Linked DNA regions of Homo sapiens: region 1 is linked to region 2. Evidence: chromatin loops called from intact Hi-C (ENCODE). Cell type or tissue: HepG2. All regions are shown on one strand. Each heading gives the region's core, and the rest is flanking DNA. Links, peaks and the distances in the headings are about the cores only. Region 1 overlaps MDN1 (midasin AAA ATPase 1). Region 2 overlaps MDN1 (midasin AAA ATPase 1).

Evidence for each region. Hi-C counts contacts between places; a loop is a spot of excess contacts. Peaks named below come from ENCODE experiments on the same cell type or tissue, not always from the same donor. Only the 100,000 strongest peaks of a DNase experiment are listed, where the experiment ranks them.
Region 1: it touches region 2 in a loop (3-fold over the local background); 3 of 110 quality-filtered maps call a loop at or near these places.

What each region holds. Positions count from the first base shown.
Region 1 is chr6:89,788,688-89,797,277 of GRCh38, reverse strand. MDN1 (midasin AAA ATPase 1) reads left to right here. Exons shown (of 102, transcript NM_014611.3): 3 at 2,477-2,701; 4 at 3,071-3,178; 5 at 3,324-3,516; 6 at 6,877-7,119; 7 at 7,367-7,498. Among named protein-coding and RNA genes, the nearest start is that of MDN1, 27 kb to the left of the region's middle. In HepG2, for the core only: a CTCF peak has its summit at 4,213; a DNase peak (open chromatin) is centred at 4,207.
Region 2 is chr6:89,703,093-89,711,682 of GRCh38, reverse strand. It overlaps MDN1 (midasin AAA ATPase 1), which reads left to right. Exons shown (of 102, transcript NM_014611.3): 50 at 889-1,002; 51 at 3,055-3,187; 52 at 4,207-4,322; 53 at 5,491-5,624. Among named protein-coding and RNA genes, the nearest start is that of LYRM2, 69 kb to the right of the region's middle. In HepG2, for the core only: no CTCF peak of the experiment used is centred there; a DNase peak (open chromatin) is centred at 3,162.

The DNA of each region.
Region 1 (8,590 bases), core at 498-8,497, 85 kb before region 2:
CTGCCTCAGCCTTCTGGGTAGCTGGGACTACAGGCGTGTGCCACCACGCCCAGCTAATTTTTGTATTTTTAGTAGAGACGGGGTTTCACCATGTTGGCCAGGATGGTCTCGATCTCTTGACCTTGTGATCCACCTCCCTTGGCCTCCCAAAGTGCTGGGATTACAGGCGTGAGCCACCTCACCCAACCAGAAATTTTTGTGTTGTTGTTGAGATGGAGTTTCACTCTTGTTGCCCATGCTGGAGTGCAATGGTGCTGTCTTGGCTCACTGCAACCTTCGCCTCCCAGGTTCAAGCGATTCTTCTGCCTCAGCCTCCTGAGTAGCTGGGATTACAGGCTTGCATAACCACGCCTGGCTAATTTTGTATTTTTAGTAGAGATGGGGTTTCTCCATGTTGGTCAGGCTGGTCTCGAACTCCCGACCTCAGGTGATCCACCCGCCTCAGCCTCCCAAAGTGCTGGGATTACAGGTGTGAGCCACTGCGCCCAGCCCAGAAATTTTTATAAAATTAAAAACAAACATCTAATGCATGCTAATTATTTTTTAATACTTAATTTAGAGCCATTTTAGGCTCACAGCAAAATTGAGAGGAAGGTACAGAGATTTCTCATATACACACTGTACCCACACATCCATAGCCTCGCCATTATCAGCATCTCCCGTCAGAGTAGTGCATTTGTTAACATTGATGAGCCTACTCAAATTCCACCTGATTACATTAAGGTTCATTAGGATTAGTGTTAATTCTTCTTTTAATGTTTGGTAGAATTCCCTAGTGTAATCATCTAGCTTTTCTCTAGTGCAGTCTGGGCTTTTCTTTGGTAGGAGGTTTTTGATTACTGACTAAATCTCCTTACTAGTTACTTATTGGTCTGTACATATTTTCCATTTCTTTATAATGTTCAAAGTGTTTGGTTTTTTTTTTTGTTTTTTTTTTTTTTTTTTTTTTTTTTGAGACAGAGTTTTGCTCTTGTCGCCCAGGCTGGAGTGCAATGGCGCGATCTTGGCTCACTATAACCTCCGTGTCTCGGGCTCAAGTGATTCTCCTGCCTCAGCCTCCTGAGTAGCTGGGATTACAGGCATGCACCACCACACCTGGCTAATTTTGTGTTTTTAGTAGAGACGGAGTTTCACCATGTTGGCCAGGCTGGTCTTGAACTCCTTACCTAAAGTGATCTGCCTACCTCAGCCTCCCAAAGTGCTGGGATTTCAGGTGTGAGCCACTGTGCCTGGCCATGTTCAAAGTTTTAATAATATTTTTTATTTCCATGGCATTGGTTATATAATATGATGTCCCCCCCACCTTTATTGTTTGTTTGTTTTGAGACGGAATCTCACTGTGTCGCCCAGGCCTGAGAGCAGTGGTGCGATCTCGGCTCACTGCAACCTCCGCTTCCCGGGTTCAAGCGATTCTCCCGCCTCGACGTCCCGAATAGCTGGGATTACAGGCATGAGCCACCACCATGCCCGGCTAATTTTGTATTTTTAGTAGAGATGGGGTTTCACCATATTGGTCCAGCTGTCTAGAACTCCTGACCTCAGGTGATCTGCCCGCCTCAGCCTCCGAAAGTGCTGGGATTACGGGTGTGAGCCACCACACCCAGCCCTGTCTTTTATTTCTGATTTTAGTTTATTTGAATCTTTTTTTTCTTAATCTAGCGAAGGGTTTGCAGTTCATTTACTTATTTTGAGACAAGGTCTTGCTCTGTCATCCAGGCTGGAATGCAGTGGCACCTTCATAGTTCATTGTAACCTGGAACCTGGCAAATGATCTTCCAGCTTCAGGCTCCTGAATAGGCTTCAGGCTCCACCATACCCCACTAATTTTTTTTTTTTCTGTAGGAACAAGGTCTCACTATGTTGCCCAGGCTTGTCGTCTTCATTCATTAAGGTGTAACTTAAGCATCTCTTCTTGATTCTCCCCAGATTCAGTTGACTCGTGTGTGTATGTCTCTTAGCGTTTCTAAAAGTGGCTGTCTTCCTTACTAGACAGCAAACTCCTCAAGAAGAGTATCTATTTGGTTTTGAATCCCAGTTATTAAACTACAGTATCTGGCTCATAGAACTGAATAAATGTTTGTTGGAAATGAGTGCCTTTTCCGTTGTAAACACTTACATTAAGTACCCCCCGATTTTGTAGGTAATTACTTTAGATTTTTGTATCCTCTTAGTCAGAATTATCTCATGCCATTGTCCTGGTTCCTGAAATTGAACAGGATACAATTTTACGACTAAGTAGATTCAGCATTCATTCCCCTATGTTCTCAGACCCTTGGGAGTTCTGTTTTGTGGTTTGGTCAGAGTAGAGAATTGCGTTCTATGATATTCCCACCAATCAATGAAAATATAGATACTCCTTTTTGAAAATAGCTTAAGTTGAAAATGCATTTAATACTCTGATAAACCTATTACAAAGCAGAAAAATTAAGTCCAACCATTGTTAAGTTGGGGATGTCTGTATTCTTTGTGTTTGAAGGTTTGCCCTGAGATATTTCAAGGACACATCCCCAGTCTTTCAAAGACTTTTCCTAGAGAGTTCAGATGCTAATCCAGTACGCTATGGACGTAGGAGGATGAAGCTCCGGGACCTAATGGAAGCAGCCTTCAAGTTTCTGCAGCAGGAGCAGTCTGTGTTCCGGGAGCTCTGGGACTGGAGTGTGTGTGTCCCTCTCCTCAGAAGCCATGACACCTTGGTTCGCTGGTGCGTAGCTGTTAGACTTTTTTGCACTTCTAGTGTGGGGATGGTACAGGGCATGTGTGGAGTTGTGTGTGTCAGGAGGGAAAGGAAACCATTTAAAATTTGTTATTTTTGTTCTTGTGGCTTTTGGGGTTTTACTTCCTTTCTTTAATCATGTGTCATTGCAGAGGAAAATGAGATGATATGAATGGAGTTTCACCTTTTTCATGTTCCATCAAGTAAATCCATTGTGCCTGATTTGTATTTTCTGTTCTTAAATGTGTTGTAATAATTGAGATTTCCTTTTCTAGTGTTCAGTTGGCTAGTGGATTTTATTTATTCTTTATTATCAACTGCAGATAAACTGAATTTACATACTTTCTTTTTCCCTAGGTATACAGCCAATTGTCTTGCTTTGGTTACCTGTATGAATGAAGAGCACAAGTTATCATTTCTTAAGAAGATATTTAATAGTGATGAATTGATCCATTTCAGGTTGAGGTAAGCAGGAACCTTCGTGGAGGTCTTGCTATAGCATTTCTTTTTTTTTTTTCTTTTCTGGGGGTGACAGGCCAGAGGTGACTGCAGGTCTTGCGATAGCATTTCTGAGTGGTAAGGTAATTGACGAGACTCTCCTTTCTCTCAGGTTATTAGAAGAGGCCCAGTTGCAGGACTTGGAGAAGGCCTTGGTTTTGGCCAATCCAGAAGTCTCCCTTTGGCGTAAGCAGAAGGAGCTGCAGTACTTACAGGGACATCTTGTTTCGTCTGACCTCTCCCCTAGGGTGACAGCTGTTTGTGGTGTGGTGCTGCCTGGGCAGCTGCCAGCCCCTGGAGAGCTGGTATGTTGGTATCAGTAGGGGGTGTGTCCCCTTCCCCCTACTAAACACTGAGTGTGCTCTGTCTTTGGCTGGGTTCTATGTACCAGGTGTGAGCTAAATTTAGTTTGTTAAATTGCTGCTTCATTTTTGGAAGTTAAAAAGAAATTCATCTTGGGCTTTTCCCCTGATATTCCCACTGTTCTTGTTTTTATTTTTTGTTAATTTTTTAAATTGTAGAGACGGGGTCTCACTATGTTGTCTGTGCTGATCTGGAACTCCTGGACTCAAGGGATCATGCCACCTCAGTCTCCCAAAGTGTTGGGATTACAGGCGTGAGCCACTGCACCCAGCCTGTCCCTGTTTAATATGAAATTAGAAACTAATGGTTCCTGTGTGATGCCTTTAACTTGCGCGGAGCTGTTCCGTATATCTTCTTGTTTGCTTGCTGCAAAAACTGTGTGAAGTTCTGTAGCACATGTTACGATCCTATGTTGATGTAATTCAAAGGCAGAATTACTTGCTGGAGACCCTTGGACTGCTCTGTGGCAAAGACAGGCCTAGGTCTAGAGATGACTCCCAGCAGCCTCTTCTTTCAGAACTATCTCATTGTAGAGAGTCCAGTATCTAGTGAACTTCCTCTCTCCCATATGCAACAAGCTTCTTTCCACGAATGGCTTGAGACCATACTTGAACAGGCTTGCAGATCATAAGTCTGGCACTAGTGGGAGCCAGTCTCTTTTTCCATAGCAGTCTTCAGTCAGTTGTCACTTTGTCTGATGGTCAGGCTGTAGTGCAAGTGCAGTGGCAGAACCTCGGCTCACTGCAACCTCCCCCCTCCCAGGTTCAAGTGATTCTTCTGCCTCAGCCTCCTGAGTAGCTGGGATTACAGGTGCCTGCCACCATGCCTGGCTAATTTTTTGTATTTTTAGTAGAGACGGAATTTCACTATGTTGGCCAGCCTGGTCTCGAATGCCTGACCTCGTGACCCCCTGCCTCAGCGTGAGCCACTACACCCAGGCCACCCACTTTTCTTCTTGGAATAAGTTCTGGGTCATTTCTTGAACCCATCAGTTGGGTTCTGGTCAGTAGTAGTAAAAAAAAAAAAAAATTAAAATGTAATATACATATAGGAAAATGCACATTGTCATAAGTGTAGTCAGTGATTATTCATAAACTTCATATAAATAACACCAAACACCCAGTACTTCCAAAGCTCTTTGTGTTTTTTTCTAGTTGTGAAGACCCGTCCCCTTCCCTCCTCCCTCTTTACCCCCCACGTATCCTGTAACCAGTATCCCAACCTAGATTATGTTTAGGGCATTAGGATTTTAACATAGGGAAGGATTCTGGTTAGAATGGACCTGCTGTTGTTTAGCAGTGGGGACCCTGGGGCCAAAGCGCAGGGTAGAGTTGCGGTGCAGCCTGCCTGCTAAATTTATGAGAGGACAACCCTGAGGAAAGTTCAAGAGCTTCCAGCTCTGAATTTCTCATTTAATCCTCACGTATTTTTAGGGAACCAGCCATATTTGAGAACTTACTACCCCTTTAAGGTTATAAATCATTCCCCTTTTCCCCCATGTATATTGGATGCATTGTTATTATTAAACACATTTAAGGCCAGGCGCAGTGGCTCACGCTTGTAATCCCAGCACTTTGGGAGGCCGAGGCGGGCAGATCACGAGGTCAGGAGATCGAGACCATCCTGGCTAACATGGTGAAACCCCGTCTCTACTAAAAATACAAAAAAATTAGCCGGGCTTGGTGGCAGGCACCTGTAGTCCCAGCTACTCGGGAGGCTGAGGCAGGAGAATGGCTTGAACCCGGGAGGCGGAGCTTTCAGTGAGCCGAGATCGTGCCACTGCACTCCAGAGTGAGACTCTGTCTCAAAAAAAAAAAAAAAAAAAAAATTAAAAGTTTTGATACAACATTTACCATGTTAACATTTTTTACTTTACACGTTAGTTCACATTTTTTGTAGAGACAGAGTCTCACTATGTTGCCCAGCCTAGTCTTGAACTCTTAACCTCAAGCCATCCTCCCTCCTCAGCCTCCCAAAGTGCTGGGATTACAGGTGTAAGCCACCACATCTGACTGAGAATGTTTTTGTCTTACAAAGCTGAAATTCTTTCTCATTAAACTTACTGGGTGTGTTTTAATATTCTTTTTTACTTTTTGTTACAGAAAATGTCGCACATATTCCAAAGTAGAAAGAATGGTATAGTGAATACCCATGGACCTGATAGACCTGGGTATTCAATAATTATCAATTACATTTCATTTATATTTCTGCATGACTACCTCACATTATATTACTTAGAAGCAAATACCAGGCATCATAGTATTTTATATGAAAATATTTCAGTATATATCTCTAAAGGAGGCAAACTTTAAAAATCCCTGCTATTGTTATTATACCTAAAAAAAAATTACAACATAAGATATCCTCTCAGTGTCCATATTTCCCTGATTGTCTTCTAAATGTATTGTGTATATTTGTGATCTTAGATGGGAAATCCTAGAATATGGGGAAAGGAATAAAAGAAAAATCCAACAGTAATAGATGAGGTTTGCTCTTCCCTACCTTTGTGCATCAGCTTTTTTGGCTACTTAAACTTTGGAAGATTTTCTTACATTTGCCAACAAATTCTGATTCCCTACTTCCCATGGAATACCCCCACCATCCCTCACCCCCAATAAAAATGGAAAGAAAAAAAAATCAGATCCTTGCTTTATTTTTATTTTTATTTATTTATTTATTTTGAGGCGGAGTTTCACTCTTGTTGCCCAGCTGGAGTGCAGTGGCACGATCTTGGCCCACTGCAACCTCCGCCTTCTGGGTTCAAGTGATTCTTCAGCCTTAGCTTCCCGAGTAGCTGGGATTACAGGCATATGCCACCATGTCCAGCTAATGTTTTTGTAATTTCAGTAGAGATGGTGTTTCACCACGTTGGCCAGGCTGGTCTCGAACTCCTGACTTCAGGTGATCCACCTGCCTTGGCTTCACAAAGTGCTGGTATTACAGGCTTGAGCCACCACACCTGGCCCTTTGCTTTATTTTTAAAAATTTATTTATTTTTCTAGAGTCGGGGTCTCTGTGTCACCCAGGCTGGAGTGCAGTGGTGTGATCATGGCTTACTATCCTTGAACTCCTGGGATGAAATGATACTGCCACCTCAGCACTTCCAGTAGCTGAGACTATGGGCATGGGCCACAATGCCCATGAGATCTTTAGATGACATACCTGTTGTTATTATAGTTTTGGTACTACTAATTTACTTACAGAGGTTTGTGTAAGGTTAGTAGAAGGCTTACTGTGGAAATTAACTTCGGTTCCTTGGGGGAAGAACTCTTCTTGACATGGCTTTTGTCTTGCCTCTTTAGGGTGGTAATAGGAGTTCTTCACGTGAACAGGAGCTGGCCCTTAGGTCTTATGTGCTGGTTGAGTCTGTCTGCAAAAGTCTTCAGACCCTGGCTATGGCGGTTGCTTCTCAGAATGCTGTGTTGTTGGAAGGACCAATAGGATGTGGCAAAACTTCCTTAGTTGAATATTTAGCTGCAGTGACAGGTAGAACAAAGCCTCCTCAGCTTCTCAAAGTCCAGCTTGGAGATCAGACTGACAGTAAGGTAATAAGGAAATGTTAAGTTTTGGTGGCTTGTCATGCTTGTAAATATTTGCATTAAAATATTGCTTTTGCTAAGGGAATATAACAATAGTTATTGGTCTTGCTTATAACTGTTGGGGCCAACCTATGTAAACCTCAAGTGCCTACTTACTTACACCTACCTATAGAAGATTAACAGTTAATCAAAGGATGTAGCATTGCCACTACAGGTATGGTTTTTCAGTAATTACTTTATCTTCTTTCTGCAGATGCTTTTGGGGATGTATCGCTGCACAGATGTTCCTGGAGAGTTTGTGTGGCAGCCTGGCACCCTGACACAGGCAGCCACAATGGGCCACTGGATCCTTCTGGAGGATATTGACTATGCCCCCTTAGACGTGGTATGTCATCTCAGGAAATTCATTGTCCCTTAATATATTTTCCTGTCTTGGAAAAGCATTTTGTTAATAGTGATTCTGGTGATGATTTAAACAAAAATGTATTTGATTAGACGTACTATGTTGCAGGTACTTCATGGTTACTTACCTGATCTGATTTGCGGTCCTGAATTACTTGACTGGTTTCTTGTTTGATAGAGATTTTCTATAAAATTTTGGTTGTGCTGTTTCCTATAGTAGTTGAATATGTGACCAGTTTCATAGTAGTATTTTCCTCCCTTAATTGAATATGAGATCAACATTTTCCAAGAACAGGTCTGGTTTGGAACATCTCAGCCATGTTACATGTACATTGAGAACTTTGAGATCCTGCTTCTTAGTGGTGGCAGCTACAGAGGAGTGGGCTGAGGACAGGTGAAGGAGGAGATGATGTAATAAGAGTGTGCTTGCCTTTGTTTAGTTAAGAAAAATATGCTGGATTTGTATTTTGGTTTGTAAAAAGACCACTTCTGTGTGTAAGAAATTAGCCATTGAGACAATCCATGTTGCCTTTGTATTCTGAAAAGTGACAAAAAATGTATTGCAGGATGAAATATTCTTCCTTTGGACAGAGTTTTCCCGAGATTGGTTTTAATTTTCTTTTTCTTTTTTTTTTTTGTGAGACAGAGTCTTGCTCTGTTGACCCGGCTGGAGTGCAGTAGCACGATCTCGGCTCACTGCAGCCTCCGTCTCCCGGGCTCCAGCAATTCTCCTGCCTCAGCCTCCTGAGTAGCTGGGATTACAGGCATGTGCCACCATGGCCGGCTAATTTTTGTATTTTTAGTAGAGACGGGGTTTCACCATGTTGGCCAGGCTGGTCACGAACTCCTGACCTCGTGATCTGCCTGCCTCAGCCTCCCAAAGTGCTGGGATTACAGGCGTGAGCCACCGCGCCCGGCCTTCCTTACCTCTTTATTCTGTTCTTATCCCATTGTCTTAGCACTGGCTTATTTTGTCTACCTATCTCTCTTGCCTTTGTTACCTGAATAGTGTCCTTTTTGGCCGTTTTTCCTCTAGTCTAGCTCCTTTCCAAATTGCTACACAGTTGATTTTCTA
Region 2 (8,590 bases), core at 158-8,157:
GATAAATGCATTTCCTCTAAAAGTATATAAGATTCTAATCTTATTTTAGTTCCAGTGCTCCATGTTGTCACACTTGGAGTTGTCCCTTGGTATCTGTGGGGGATTGATACAAGGACTCTCCCTCCCCCACCCAGGGACATCAACATACGTGGACGCTAAGGCCCCTTATATAAAATGGGATAGTATTTTCATATACCCTACACACATCCTCCTGTATGCATTAAATCATCTCTGGATTACTTATAATACCTAATACAATGTAAATGCTATGTAAATAGTTGTTGTAGTACGTTGTTTTAAAATTTATATTATTTTTGTTGTATTTTTATTTTTTGTTTTTTTAAATTTTTGAATATTTTTGATCTGTAGTTGGTTGAATTCCACAGATGTGGAACCCTCAGATATGGAGGGCCACCTGTACTTTCTTTGTAGTTCTTTCGTTTTAAGAGAGGACAAAGCAACAATAACAACATTGCTTGAATTGTAAAGTACAGAACATGGAATTTGTTGGTGGAGATTAAGTAATTGAGTTTACATGAGCCTTTCTACTTCATGAGAATTTGTCAATAAGCCCATGGATGTTTATAATATTTTGTAACACATGTGGTCATCTGTCTAAATATATGTAGAGAATTTTTATAAATATTTTTATCTGTATTGTCCTATATGATAGCCACTAGCCAGCCAGAGAGGGCTACTAAAATGTAAATGTAGATTAGATTTAAAAAAATAAAAAATCCAGTCCTTTAGTTGCACTGGCCACATTTCAGGTCCTCATATGTGACTAGTGGTTATTCTATGCAGCTGTAGAACATTTTCATCACTGCAGAACGTTCAATTGGATAGCACTGCTTTAGAGTCTAACACTGGTTTCTCCTTCCTCCACAGAGTCCATACAAATTCATTTGGAAGCCAGTGCTGCATCTCTCAGGAATTTTTACTCACATTCCCTCTCAGGTGCAGTCAGTAATGTTTTCAAAATATTACAACCAAATACAACAGGTATGCACTTTTGATTTCTAGCTCTCAGCACTGTTTTGGAAACTTATCTTTTGACTTTATGGGGAAAAGATCTGACCTGTTAGAGGTCTCAACATAACGGTATTTTTTAGAAGACTCATGATATGCAGAAGCAAATTCTCCTTCTTTTTTTTTGAAATTTCTTTTTTTTTTTTTTAAAGGGACAGGGTCTTACTAAGTTGCCCAGGGTCTTCTTGATATTCTGGCCTCAAACAATCCTCTTGCTTTGGTCTCCCAAACTGTTGGGACTAGAGGCTTGAGCCACCATGCTTGGCCTGAAACTATCCATTTATCCTCCAGCTTCTGAAGGAGGCTGATGATATGCCATGGAGTAAAAAGAATCTAGGAGTTGGAACACTAGGCCCTGGTACCAACTCTGCCACAAACTGGCTTGGTAGATTTTTGGCTCATCATTCACTGTCTCTGCCTGTGTTTAGAAACTAGGGGAATTAAGCTCTTATTTCTCTGAGGTGCCTTCCACCCTTAGCTTTGTGTTGTCTACCAGTATCGTTAGTAGGAAGAGTTTCAAACCACGAGATATTTGACTTAAAGGAAAGTTACACAGGGTCATTTAATTTAGGAAAATATAAACCTTTAATGATAGATGCGGTGACTTGTACCTGTGGTCCAGCTACCTGGGAGGTTGAGAGAGGAGGATTGTGTAAGTCCAGGAGTTTGAGGCTGCAGTGAGCTGTGATAGTGCCACTGACTGCATTCTAGCCTGGGCAACAGAGCCAGACCCTGTCTCTGAGAAAACCTTGATGACGAAGTTATAAAACCATAGTGATAACAGAAATAGACATCTAAGATATCTGATCAAAGGAAGTATTCAAGATTAATTTTTTTTAAATAAGGAGTGAGAGAATAAACATTTCCTAGAACAGAGTAATATTAACTTGATTGGCACAAGCATTAATGAAGAAAATGGGCATTTTCACAACACCAGATTTAAAATTTTCTACCTCCATCTTCATTTGATGTTGATCAAAATATACCACTGGCCATTTGGTTTAGAAGAAAATATGCATGATGCTTTTGTGCTAAATAATTCCTTTATGTGCACTAAAGATCATGGAGTGAATGGGAAGAAATCAAACAATAGAGAAAAATACTTTGCTAGTCAAGTTGTGGCTGAACTAAGGCATGGCTTTCCACTATGAGAGGATTGTAACTTTTACAAACACAGTTCTACAGTAGCAGCTTTCATTTTCAGCAGGCATCGCTTGTCCTCTGTTGGAACACATTAGCTCCAACTGTCCTTTTCAGTTTTGTAGCCCTTTTATCTTACTGAGTGTTGGAATATGGGTTCCCTCCTTAATGTACCTGCTGTTCACAGTATGTCCTGGGTAGTCTGGGTAGTCTACTATATGGTGGATGCTTTTAAAACTTAAAGTGCTCCACTGAACCGTCCTGCCAGCCACCTTCAAATTAATGTTACCCTTTTTTGTGTCTTGCCTCCCTTCCTTGGGTTTTCACAACTTCTGGAGAATGTCAGTCTCCTCCTGCTGCTTCACAGAAGTTGTGTCAGGTGTGAGCCAGAGGATTGTGGGGCAGCAGCAGCCACATTCTGATTATAGAGAATTTGTTTTTAAGTTTAAAAAACTGCATTGTTTTCTTAATGAAAACAGATAGTGAGGTGTATTTATTCATTTTCTGCCATGTACGTATTTTTTTTTTTTTTTAAGCTAATGGTGACCACTGTGTAATTTAGCCCATGGATTAGTGTGATCTCAGGAAGTGAATTCATTGGTTGGAATGTTGTATTCTAGTAGGGATTACCTTTATATCCTGCATTGGGATGAACTTTCAGGACATACAGATACTTTGCATTTGGTAAAGATAGAGTGTAAAAGCTATTAAACCCTGCTATTCTAGTATTATGGGATGAAACTCATGGTATTTACTGGTTCAACCTCTTCCCCATCATGATTCAATGTGCTCAAAGTAAAACAATGAAAATATTCAACTGAAACTTCCCAGGCAAGGAGTTTCTCCAATATTTCTGATTTTTGTTTTGTTCTGTTTTTAAACTAGATGAATTTGTGATCCCTCTGGATCCCCGATGGAATATGCAGGCTCTGGACATGATTAGAAATTTGATGGACTTTGACCCACAAACGGACCAGCCTGACCAGCTCTTTGCCCTTTTAGAATCAGCTGCAAACAAGTAAGTGAAACCTGCTGCTCTGGGCACTGTTTGCCTCACTGGCTTCTCGGATTATACCTTTCCTAAGAATCTGTCAAATAGCTTATGTGTGTTGAATTTTGTGAACCTGAGAAGTTGTGGGGTGTTGGACATGATTGCCTTTATCATACGATAATCATATTTTCTACTGTTTTCTGTTTTTTGTTTTGCTTTTGAGACAGGGTCTAGCTCTGTCACTGAGGCTGGAGTGCAGTGGCATAATCTTGGATCACTGCAACCTCTGCCTCCTGGCCTTAAGCCATCCTCCCACCTCAGCCTCCCAAGTACCTGGGACTACAGGTACATACCACCACACCTGGCTAATTTTTGTACTTTTTTGTAGAGACAGGGTTTTGCCATGTTGCCCAGACTGGTCTTAAACTTCTAAGCTCAAGTGATCCACCTGCCTCATTCTCCCAAAGTGCCGGGGTTATAGGTGTGAGCCACTGTGCCCAGCCTGGTTTTTGTTTGATTCCCAGCAGCTCCTCCCATTTTCACCTACTTGTTTTTACTTGTCTCTTCCTCAGCAATCTCTCTGTCCACATCATTTCCTGTCCTCAAATGTTGGAGACATAATAGCACCTCCATACTTATGTACACACTCACATATGAATTTACTTAATTTTCAAAGTGAATCCACAAGTATAGTGTGTACCTCAGAGGGTGCCTTGCAAGCTACCAGCCCCCTACTCCTCTGCTCCACCAACTCCTCCATTTCTACCATGGCCACTTTGAAGAGTTCACGGTGCAGTTTGTCAGATCGTGACAGACCAAGGCCTGGGAGTCTGCCTAGACCCAGCTTTCTCCATCCATCGATCTTTCCTTTCACCTTAGTAGTTGTCACTTTCATCTCCATCTCTTTAGTCCAAGATTTGCAGAGGCAGGAGAGGAATGGCAGGATGAAGGACCCTGATGTTCCAAGTGTTCCAGCAAATAGAGGATATGATTGAAAATGTTATTAACCGATAGCTATTTGTTACGTTTTTTGAATCTCATTCCAGGACAATCATATATCTTGACCGGGAAAAACGGGTTTTTACTGAAGCAAATTTGGTTTCTGTTGGTAGCAAAAAGCTAAGAGAGAGTGTTTTGAGAATGTCCTTTGAATTCCATCAAGGTAAGAACATTTACCTTTTGTGTTCTCTAATTAAGCATCTGATTGCATAATGTTGCTAAAGTTGAGAGGCATATTCAGCAGCTGCTGTTGTTTACTGGTTTCTTTTAATCTGCTGGCCTGATTTTAAACATGTCCCCTTACTCAATAGTAATGACTAACATTTACTGAGCACTTACTTTGTGCCAGGTGCTTAGCTAAATGCTTTTTATGTGTCCTTGATCTCATTTACTTTTTGTAGCCACCTGTGATATAGGTCCCCATGTTGTTAGTGAGGAAACGGAGACACGGAGATGCTCAAGGTCACGTCTCTAGCAAGTAACAGAGCCACTTGAAAACTAGGTCTGTCAGCTGAAAAAGTACATATTCATAAGCATTTATTATAGGAGGGAGCATTTCTCCCATGTTTTTTTTTTGTTAATTGAAAAGATAGTTGTGCTTGTTGGAAAAAATTCAAACTATTAAAGTATAAAAATTGAAAAAGTTCATCTTTACATCAGCTACTGTTAGTAATAGTTTCATTTATGTTTTCTCATATCTATTGGTATTAACTATCTATCTAAACATATGTACTTAGTTTTCATTTTATACTTAAATACTTGTATAAAATATACATTTTTTTCTTTATAATCTGCATTTTTCCGTGAGACATTATTTACATCTGTAGGTATACATGCCTCATTTGCAGAGTTTAATAATACAGATTGAACATCCCTAATATGAAAATTTGAAATCTGAAATGCTCCAAAATCAGGAACTTTTTGAGCACTGACATGATGCCACAAATGGAAAATTTTATACCTGACCTCATATGATGAGCCATAGTCAAAATGCAGTCCAAACTTTGTTTCATGCACAAAATTATTAAAAACATTGTAAAATAGAAAATTTGGACTATGTGTTTCCCCAAGATACCTCATTATGTATATGCAAAGATTTCCAAAATCAAAAAAAAAAAATTGAAAATCTGAAAGACTTCTGATTCTAAGCATTGCAGATAAGAGACACTCAACCTGTAGTAGGCAAAGAATTTGCTTTTGCTTTTGCTCTCAAAATTGACCTTTGTACTGGGGATAACATTTAAATTCTAGATTACAGTTTATTTTGAAAATGTCCAGAGATTATTTTAAATCTGATGAAATGTTCTCATTTTATTTATGTTGACTCTCAGATCCAGAAAGCTATCACACTCTGCCCCATGAAATTGTGGTCAATCTTGCTGCTTTTTTTGAACTTTGTGATGCACTAGTCCTGCTCTGGGTACAGTCCTCCCAGGGAATGGTGTCTGATGCCAGTGCCAATGAGGTAAGGAACTGCATCTTGTTTTATTTTTAAACAACAAAATTTATCTTTCTTGGCATAAAGATTCTTAGGGCTAAGACTAACTTTAGTGTTGTTATATGCCCAATATTATTTAAGAAACTTATTCTTAACAGTTTTAAATATACCTATACACATATTTAAAATCTTCATTGGGGTATAATTTACATATTATAAACTGCATATATTTAAAGTGTATAAGTCTTGACATGTATACACCTGTGAAACCATTATCACAGTCAAGATAATGAACATATCCATCACCCCCAAAGGTTTCCTCATTCCCTTTTTGTATTTTCTTCTTTCCTGCTCCCACCCACAACGAGGTAGCCATTGATCTGCTCTCTTACTGTGGATCAGTTGTATTTTCTATACGTGGAATTATGCAGTATATATACTTTTTTGTTTATATTCTTTCACTCAGCATTGTGATTTGGAGATGCATCCATGTGGTTTCATGTATCAGTAGTTCATTCCTCTTTATTGCTGAGTAGTATTCCATTGTGTGGATCTACTACAGTTTTTTTATTCGCTCACCTGTTGTTAGATTGTAACAGTTATATTTTAATCCACTTAAGTCCTCTTAGACATTATTGTCACATGTGGATTAAATGGAATTTTTAATCCAGATTATTCTAGTAAGTCTAGTAAAGTAGAGCAGCCAGTCTTAAACTTTTTGATCTCTGCCTCTATACTCTTAAAGGTTCTCAAAAACTCCAACGATGTTATATCTGTCAGTTTTTACATATTAAGAACTGAATCTGAAAAACATAAAAAAAACCCATAAATTTGCTTAAAAATACAGTAGCAAAGAATTTCACGTTAATATGAATAACTTATTTTCAATAAAAAATAGCAATTTCTAAAGTAAAATTTGAGAAATGTGGAACTGTTGTACATTCCTGCAAGTCTCTGTATGTCTGGCTTGTGAAAAGATGGATTCTTGTAGTATGTTGTTTGGGATAAAGTTTATGAAGAAAAACTGGCCTCCTATAGTTAGGAGGTTGGAAAGGAGAGGAATATTTTAGTAACCATTTCATATAATTTCAAATATTCTTATTTGATGGCACACCAAAAATGACAAGTAGTTTTGTAAGGGTTATTTGCAATGGAAAATCTGAGCAAATAATCAGTGAACTTCTTGTGTTAAAATTCATTGGCCACGGCCAGGTGCGGTGGCTCACGCCTCTAACCCCAGGACTTTGGGAGGCTGAGGTGGGCGGATCACGAGGTCAGGAGATCAAGGCCATCCTGGCTAACACGGTGAAACCCCATCTCTACTAAAAATACAAAAAATTAGCCAGGCATGGTGGCGGGCGCCTGTAGTCCCAGCTACTCGAGAGGCAGGAGAATCGCTTGAACCCAGGAGGCAGAAGTTGCAGTGAGTCGAGATCGTGCCATTGCACTCCAGCCTGGGGGACAGAGCAACACTCCATCTAAAAAAAGAAAATTCATTGGCCTAGTTTGCACCTTGGATAGACTTTGACCCTGCATTAGTTTATAGCTCGTGCACTGGTAACTTGGAAAATACTGTTCACTGAGTTGGCACATTTCATTCTTCAATATAAATAAGTAAAAAGTCACACTTGTGAAAAATCACAAATCTCTTCAGAAAAATCGTTACCAGGAAGTCATCAAACTCTGTTTTCCAGAATTTTTTTTGAGACAGAGTCTCGCTCTGTCGCCCATGCTGGAATGCAATGGCGTGATCTCAGCTCATTGCCAACCTCCGCCTCCTAGGTTGAAGCAATTCTCCTGCCTCAGCCTCCTGAGTAGCCAGGACTACAGGCACGTGCCACCACACCCAGGTAATTTTTGTATTTTTAGTGGAGACGGGGTTTCACCATGTTGGTCAGGCTGGTCTTGAACTCCTGACCTCAGGTGATCCACCTGCGTCAACCTCCGTAAATGCTGGGATTACAGGCATGAGCCACTGTTCCTGGCCAGTTTTTCAGAATTCTAAGTTTTGCTTAAAAGCTGAAATTTTATCATGGCAACATATATCCTCAATTTTTTTTTTTTTTTTTTTTGAGACGGAGTTTCTCTCTTGTTGCCCAGACTGGAGTGCAGTGGTGCCATCTTTGCTCACTGCAACCTCTGCCTGCTGGTTTCAAGTGATTCTCCTGCTTCAGCCTCCCAAGTAGCTGGGATTACAGGCGCGTGCCACCACGCTCAGCTAATTTTTTGTATTTTTAGTGGAGATAGGGTTTCACCATGTTGGCCAGGCTGTTCTGGAACTCCTTACCTCAGATGATCTGCCTGCCTCAGCCTCCCATAATGCTGGATTACAGGTATGAACCACCGCACCTGGCCTCTCAATTGTTTTTCTTGAAGTGACAGGTTCACATTGATTTTCAATACAGTGTCTGTCAGATAGTCATAATTTGCCTGCCAGTCCTTCTTTTTTTGTACTATTAGTGTAAATGTCATCATAGTGAAAATGGCAAATAACATGATATTATGAAAATAGCTTTGACTTCATGGAACCACTATAGGAAATCACTAATCTAGAAACAATGTTACTGTGAAAATGCATTATTCAAAGAGCCATGTTGGAGACTCATATTACCTGATTTGCATTGCAACCCTGTATTAAACAAAACCGTATGGTATTGTCTTAAGAATAGACATTTAAACCAATAAAACAGAGGATTCACAGATAGACCCCCCCCCCTTCCCCATACATGGTCAGTTATTTTTGTTTTGTTTTTTGTTAAATATGCAAAGGTAATTTAATGGCAAAAAATGGTCTATTCAGTAAATGGTGATGGAAGAATTAGATGTTTATATAAAGTAAAATGAGCCTAGCCAGGCACAGTGGCTCATGCCTATAATCCTAAGTACTTTGGGAGGCCGAGGTGGGTGGATCACCTGAGGTTAGGAGTTCGAGACCAGGCTGGCTAACATGGTGAAACCCCATCTCTACTAAAAATACAAAACAATTAGCTGGG